2 separate regions of the Homo sapiens genome follow, and region 2 is linked to region 1. A link is an interaction called in ENCODE POLR2A ChIA-PET data of the cell type or tissue named here. Cell type or tissue: CD4-positive, alpha-beta T cell. All regions are shown on one strand. Region 1 has its middle 43 kb from the start of LINC00392. Region 2 overlaps LINC00393 (long intergenic non-protein coding RNA 393).

Region 1 (4,000 bases):
TGGGGCAGGGTACAATGAAGTGGTAAAGAGAGGCTTTTCACTACCCTTCAAGGAGCCCACTCTAGTTGTTACAGGAAAGGGGTCCTAATCCAGACCCTAAGAGAGGGTTCTTGGATACCATGCAAAAAAGAATTCAGGGTGAGTCCATAATTGAAAGCAAGTTTATTAGGAGAGTAAAAGAATACAAGAATGCCTACTCCATAGACAGAGCAGCCTTGAGGGCTGCTGGTTGCCCATCTTTATGGTTATTTCTCGATGACATGCTAAACAAGGGGTGGATTATTCATGCCTCCCCTTTTTAGACTATGTAGGGTAACTTCCTGACGTTGCCATAGCATTTGTAAACTGTCATGGCACTGGTGCGAGCGTAGCAGTGAGGACGACCAGAGGTCACTCCCGTGGCCATCTTGGTTTTGGTGGGTTTTGGCTGGCTTCTTTATTGCAACCTGTTTTATCAGGAAGGTCTTTATGACCTGTATCCTGTGCCGACCTCCTATGACATCCTGTGACTTAGAATGCCTTAACCGTCTGGGAATACAGCCCAGTAGGTTTCAGCCTCATTTTACCCAGCCCCATTCAAGATGGAGTTGCTCTGGTTCCCATGCCTCTGACATAGTTAGAACTCTGTGAGCTCCAGAAACCATGCCAAAGCAAAGCCCATGACTACCCTGTGTCCATCCCAAGATTTTCCTGCTGTCGGGGGCACAGCAGGGAGTCTCTCCCTGAGGCGGCCAGGAGTTCCTCAGTCAGAGGGAAAATACAACAGGAGAAGAATGGCTGTGCAGACGGCCTGCATAGATGATCTGGTACTAATATATCATTCAGAAAACACTTGCAATGTCCTTTATGATCCTCTCAGGATATTTTTATTACAATTACGGGCAACAGCCCATGAAAGATACGCCACGGTTCTCAATTTACCCAAGCAACTACCATACTCTTTTCTTTACTTCTGCTCTTACATTTAAAAAAAAAAGTTTCAGGGCTTACATATTACCTTTGCTAATTTTGAAAGAGAAGGAAAACCTGCAGAATCAAAAGCTCAAATAGCTCACTTTAAAAGCACTTGAGAACAAGAGAAAGTTTTATGTGATTACATTAATAGCAGTGACAAATGCATGTAAAACACTTAACTGTGGTCTGTGATGCAAAGAAAACCCATTTAGGTGTCATTCATCTTTTTCACATTAGTACAATGAGTACTCTCTGCTTTCTCTTCTCAGACAACACTTGAATTAGAATGCTGCATTTTCCAGAAGCAAGCCTTCTAACTTTTCTTTCTAGCACACCCTTCTATAGAAATGATTTAACCTCTAAAGCCCAAAAATATAAAACAAGATCTTTTTTTTTTTCATCTAATTCCATCTTCCTAAAATTTTTTTTTGGAAACACTTTGTCTTTGAAGGGACATAATTTCTATTTACTGATTGGCTAGCTCTCATATTTTTCTCCTAAAGAAAATAAAGTATGCAAAAGACCAGGCATGGTGACTTACACTTGTAATCCCAGCACTTTGGGAGGCTGAGGTGGGAGGATCGCTTAAGCCCAGGAGTTTGAGACCAGCCTGGGCAACATAGTGAGACCCCATCTCTACAAAAAAGTTGGGAGATGTGTGATGTGTGATGGCATGTGCCTGTAGTCCCAGCTACTTGGAAGGCTAAGATGGGAAGATCATTTGAGTCCAGGAGCTCAAGGCTGCAGAGATCCGTGATTGCAGCCACACATTCCACCACATTCCAGCCTGGGCAATAGAGTGAGACCTTTTCTTAAAAAGAAAAGAAAAGAAAAGAAAAAAAAGCAAAAAGCACAATAAACTATACCTGCTGGTAAGGTATTTCCTAACTCAGAATCATGAAGAATAGAAAAGAAACAGGGAGATGATAAAGAAGAAAACAGTGATGAGGTGTGGAGAAAAAGTGGAAGGGAGGGGGAAAGAGACGGGGAGGAGACAAGTGAGGAGGAAATGGAGGCATTAGAAGTGGCTGCTCTGAACATGCATCAACCTAGCTTCCCACAGCCGTGGATGCTGCACAGCATGAAAACTTCAAGAAACTTTCACAACTGTTCCCCTCCTCTCCTCCTAACTGCCATCTTCTCCCCACTCCCCAGTCAAGTTTTACACGTGAGAGAAACTGTATGATGTGGTGGAAAAAAAAGTTTTATGGAGAGTCAGATGACCCGCCTCTAACTAACCGTGACCTTGCCAGGTCATTCGGCTCCTCCAATCTTCTATTTCCACACTAGAAATAGCAGGGAGTTGGGCCTGAAGATCCCATAGTCCCTTTCATCTCTGACTTACCTGAAAACTCAGACCTGGAGAAGTTACTTGTGCAAAGCCACATAGCTAGTTAGGGGCAGGGCTAGGCTGGATCTAGGGTCTCCTGGGGAATCATAAGGTTTTTATAGCTTCCTTTAGGTGGAGTGGATTGTGCAGAAATTTATTCCGTGGACTAATACAGGCACCCGTCTTATTGAACCACCCTGTGTTCCCCCAAACCTCTTTACAATTTTGGTTTTTGTTTTTACATTTTTCCTGGAAGGTCAAGTCAGCCTGTACAAGAAACCCAGCAGTAGAGGCTGTCTCCTGTTCACTGTGAAAGTGAAAGCTTGGAGAAGAGCAGCCTGTTTACTAATGAGAGCAGTGAGGTCGTACCTCACTAGAGAGGAAAGAGGATGTCAGGCAGGTAAGGGCTTCAGAGGGTCTGGGTGAAGAATCAGTGCCAGTCTCCTCACTCCAACCTCATCCCTTCTCCCGCAGATGCACACAGGGACTGGGTGGACAGGAGGTCCAGTGTTGTCAGTCCCTCCTGTCTGCCCTTCAAATAAACATTTCAAGGCTCCCAAAGGGATTTCTTGCAAACTTGAGTTTCTGATGTGGAAGGAAATGTTTCCAGATATTTTTTAAAAATCACAACAAGCTCCAGCATCATACAAAGGAAAAGAAAATACTTAGGTTTAAAGCTTTGAAGGAATATTAAATAAGAGACAGAATTTTGGTTATGCCAGATATGAATGCCAGCACTATAGGAAAGAACCTCATAAAACATATCAAGCCCAGGAAAAAATAAAACAAGCAAAAATAGACTATCATTTGAACTATAGCAGGCCCATAAATTCAGCTCCAAAATTACAGCCAACACACATACCATATTGTACAACTGAGCCCGCAAAAGGGGAAATTAACAATAAACCAAAAAGTTTTTTAAAATAACATGTTGAAGTAAAGAAAAAATGCAAAGCTACAAAAGTCATAATAAGTAACTTTCTGGGAAAAAAAAAACGCCAATGAAGTATCTTATTTTCCTTTTTAAAGATTCTGGATTTCAGAGAGCATCTGAGATAGTGGATGAGTCAATATGGGTGGGTAGGTTCAGCGTGTTTGACAAATAAGTTTTGCTCCTCACCAGGACATTTGGATGATACATAAATAGAAACCTTCTTTTCATCTTGAGAAGCATAAGGAAGTGCTTTCTCAGAGTGAATATTTTCCTCAAATCACTTGGAAAAGAGAAAGAACATTTATTTCCATGTTTCTCGTATCTAGCAAACTCTATTGACCTGAGGTTGAACTTGAAAACATTGTTCTAGTACAGCCTCTCTGTCAATTCCCAACTTGTCTTTCTTTACCATCTCTCCATGCTCTTAGAAACACCATCTCCTGCAGTACCTCTCACTTTATTTATTTATTTGAGGCAGAGTTTCACAATTGTTGCCCAGGCTGGAGTGCAATGGTGCGATCTCAGCTCACTGCAACCTCCGCCTCCCGGGTTCAAATGATTCTCTTGCCTCAGCCTCCCAAGTAGCTGAGATTACAGGCATGCGCCACCACCCCTGCCTAATTTTATATTTTTAGTAGAGATGTAGTTTCACCATGTTGGTCAGGCTGGTCTCGAACTCCTGACCTCAGGTGATCCACCCGCCTTAGCCTCCCAAAGTGCTGGGATTACAGGTGTGAGCCACCGTGCCCGGGCCCTCCCATAAAGAATGCTTTTTTGTTTGC
Region 2 (4,000 bases), 110 kb after region 1:
GTACATGCATTTTCTTGTGTACGTTTTTATCTAACCAATAGAAAAGAACCTAATTTTGAAGCGGATTATATAATTTACAAATAAACTGTATATTAGATTTCCCTAAGGGGTACTTTTGAAAACAAACTCTGCTCCACTACAGATCCAGACACATAGCCCTGAAGAGGTATTAAAAAAAATTCAGTCTTAGCATAAGTTGTGATGAGCTGTAAATATTGAACAAAAGTAAAATTTCCAAATATACCAAATGTAGGAAAAGCATCACTAAATTCACAGAAGGAAAATATGTAAGGAGTTAGGAAAAGAATTAATATGCTCTTTTGAATGTCTTTGAATCAGGGATTGAAGTGGATTATGAATAATCCAGAATATTTACCTAGTAAAGGCAAAAAAAAGTTTTAGACCCACAGATTTCCTTGTATTTGGGATCAAATAATGCCCTACTGATTATACAATGATACCCAGTGCATCTCGTTGCTCAAAGGATCAACACAAGGTTCAAAGAAGTCATATCAAGTGTATGTTTTTAGAAATTGTGAAATCTAATAAAGCCTGAATTCATTACATAACAGCCTGAATTAGTTACATAATAAAAGTGAGAACAAATTTATAAAACAATTTATGTTTGTTTATATTCTGGATGTAATTCACACTTATATATTCACAACCAATACAGTGATAGGATCTTAAGGTTGTAGATGCATACTGTGAAGCCAGTCTCCCCTGACCCCTGCACATGATTCCTAAATCAGGTTACAATAAAATTGATTTGTAAACTATTTCCATAGTCCACTAATGGCAAATCTGGCATCGTTTGCTTTTTAGTGCTGTCTTTAAAGATACATAGGAGCAAGACACCTCTATGAAATGAGGTGCTACAAGAAGGAAATTTGGAGCTTGAAGAAAAGAAAGGTCTCCAGAAACTATAGCACGGACAAGACTGAAATTGTTTTAAAAATAGCTAATTCTTAAAAACTGAATCTAAACTCTGCTTGTGAAATGCTCCTTGGAGCAGTATAACAAGTAAAAGTCCAGTAAGACCACAAAGGTTCCAGCGAACACCACCAGGAAACTCCAGTGATAACCCCAAGCTTGTTGAACCTTGGCAGCTCCTGTGAAGGAGATCCCAGTCTACAGGAAGCTCTGCACATAGAATGAGACGGGCTTCACTGCATCTCTTACTCTTCTTGGGGTCCACTGTGGCTTCTAAACTAAAGGTGCACCTGAAGTAAGTTCTATGTGTATTTTGATAGGGATTAATTTAAAATAAACTCCAGAAGCATTAAAACAACCAGCACAGAAAGTTTGTCAATATCCCCGTTAATATCTGATTTTAAAGATTCAATTTCTTTTCTATGTTTACAGGCCAATTTTTAAATCTCTTTTTTTTTTTTTTTTTTTTTTTTTGAAAAGCAGGTTTCCTACCTTTGGCATGCAGCGTGTTTCTGATTGCCTTTTAGTGGGCATGTGCTTAGACCTCAAAACTCACTCTATGTGCAGAGCTTCCTGTAGATTGGGATCTCCTTCACAGAAATGCTGTGTCTCTCTGCGGATGCAGCACACAGGAAGAAGTCACCCACTCGCTACATACATCGCTAATTAGGACTTCAATAAAATACTGTGTTCACCTTGAGGTCCTAAATAAGATGTAGCTTCAAAGAATGTATAGTCAGCCATTTAAGAAAAAGAATCCCAGCGAATAAAACCTAACTTTGTAGCTATTATCTACTGTGGAAGCCTGAAGAAAAATTAAGGATATAAATTATTTTTTATGTTATTCTCTGTTCACTGAGATAAATATGAGAGGATAATTAAGTCAGTGAAATTTAAATAGTAACGGGAGGAAGAACAAGTAAGACTTGGAAAGAATATATTTGGCTTAATAGTCATGAAACTCAGGGCTTTCAGTCAAAAAGCCATATTTTTGGAGACTATTTAAGAAATAGCTGCGCCAGGCGCGGTGGCTCACGCCTGTAATCCCAGCACTTTGGGGGGCTGAGACGGGCGGATCACAAGGTCAGGAGATCGAGACCATCCTGGCTAACACAGTGAAACCCGTCTTTACTAAAAATACAAAAAAAAAAAAAAATTAGCCGGGCGTGGTGGCGGGCACTTGTAGTCCCAGCTACTCGAGAGGCTGAGGCAGGAGAATGGCGTGAAGCCGGGAGGCGGAGCTTGCAGTGAGCCGAGATCGCGCCGCTGCACTCCAGCCTGGGTGACAGAGCGAGACTCCATCTCAAAAAATTAAAATAAAAAAGAAATAGCGGCTCAGCTGACTTTATGGATGTTTTTCATACACTTATGATCTAAGGAAGAGGATGGACGAGATGACCGGAAGTTATTTCCAACCCTGTATGACAAGTAAGGTTTAGGTAGAGGTAAAATTTATAAGAAAACATTGTGGAAAATATAAACATATGCAAATGTCCAGCTGGCCCTGGTAACACTCATTAGTATGTTAAATATAAAACAAAATCATGCCTTACTATTGCTGATTTATTTTAATGGGACCACTCATGGATGATACATTACCGTAGAAGGTTACAATGGCTTGCTTTGCATGCAAAATTTAATACACTGTACATTGCCTAGGGAAAATCCAACCACAGTCAATCCCAACTGATTTTGATGTTGACATTATCATGTGAGTGGGTACACTGCACCTGCATATTTGAAATGAAGAGGGTTTGCCAAAAGAATCAGTGGATAACTGAACATGCTTTGAACTTTGAGATTGAAAAAGTTTTGAATTGTAGTGTTGCTTCTTTTTTTGAAGACTCACATATTCAAGCCAAATGTTAACATCATTATTCATTCAACAAGTATTTATTGATATATACTGTGTAGCAAACACATTTGTAGTGCTGGAGATTCAATGGTGAACAAACCAGGAAAAAAAAAATCCTTATTTTAGACTTACAGTTTAATTGGGAACTTGAATAACTGTGTGAGAAAATACATCCAATAAATAAGTAAACTAATAACATTTAATAACATTTTAGAATGAAGGAAATGAACAAGGAGATTTGATAGAGAGCAGTTGGGTGGGATTGAGGTAGGTGGAGTCAGAGGTTACCAGATACTATGGTTATGTCTGTCCTAGACCAGAAATCAGAAGGGCTAGATATTCACCCAACTTCTGCCACCAATCCAGCTGACTGGCCTTCGAAAAGGGACATCTGTAGACCGAGCTGGTCATTTAGACTACATAATTCCAGGAGCTTTTTACAGCCCATGGTAGGCAGAATGGACCCTCTAAAGCAGCAGTCCCCAACCTTTTTGGCACCAAGCACTGGTTTCATGGAAGACAGTTTTTCCACAGACCAGGAGAGCAGGATGGTTTCAAGATGATTCAAGCACATCCCATTTATTGTGCACTTTATTTCTATTATTATTACACTGTAACACATAATGAAATAATTATACAACTTGTCACAACATAGAATCAGTAGTAGCCCTGAGCTTATTTTCTTTTCTTTCTATTTTCTTTATTATACTATAAGTTCTAGGGTATATATGCACAACATGCAAGTTCGTTACATATGTATACGTGTGCCATGTTGGTGTGCTGCACCCATTAACTCATCATTTACATTAGATATATCTCTTAATGCTATCCCTCCCACCTCCCCCCACCCCAAAACAGGCCCCAGTGTGTGATGTTCTCCTTCCTGTGTCCAAGTGTTTTCATTGTTCAATTCCCACCTATGAGTGAGAACATGCAGTGTTTGGTTTTCTGTCCTTGCGATTGTTTGCTGAGAATGATGGTTTCCAGCTTCATCCATGTCCCTACAAAGGACATGAACTCATCATTTTTTATGGCTGCATAGTATTCCATGGTGTATATGTGACACGTTTTCTTAATCCAGTCTATCATTGATGGACATTTGGGTTGGTTCCAAGTCTTTGCTATTGTGAATAGTGCCGCAATAAACATACGTGTGCATGTGTCTTTATAGCAGCATGATTTATAATCCTTTGGGTATATACCCAGTAATGG

The links. ChIA-PET counts read pairs that join two places held together with the same protein. Peaks named below come from ENCODE experiments on the same cell type or tissue, not always from the same donor. Only the 100,000 strongest peaks of a DNase experiment are listed, where the experiment ranks them.
Region 2: POLR2A ChIA-PET joins it to region 1 with 8 read pairs; 2 of 35 experiments call an interaction of 5 or more read pairs at or near these places.

The regions. Positions count from the first base shown.
Region 1 is chr13:73,518,777-73,522,776 of GRCh38, forward strand. No RefSeq gene overlaps it. Among named protein-coding and RNA genes, the nearest start is that of LINC00392, 43 kb to the right of the region's middle. RefSeq lists an enhancer at 3,702-4,000. In CD4-positive, alpha-beta T cell, no CTCF peak of the experiment used is centred here; DNase peaks (open chromatin) are centred at 1,995 and 2,645; H3K4me3 peaks cover 1,020 bases; H3K27ac peaks cover 1,455 bases.
Region 2 is chr13:73,624,620-73,628,619 of GRCh38, forward strand. All of the region lies in intron 2 of LINC00393 (long intergenic non-protein coding RNA 393), which reads right to left. The region is part of intron 6 of LOC105370256 (a long non-coding RNA gene); the gene reads left to right. Among named protein-coding and RNA genes, the nearest start is that of LINC00393, 35 kb to the right of the region's middle. In CD4-positive, alpha-beta T cell, no CTCF peak of the experiment used is centred here; a DNase peak (open chromatin) is centred at 1,522; H3K27ac peaks cover 616 bases.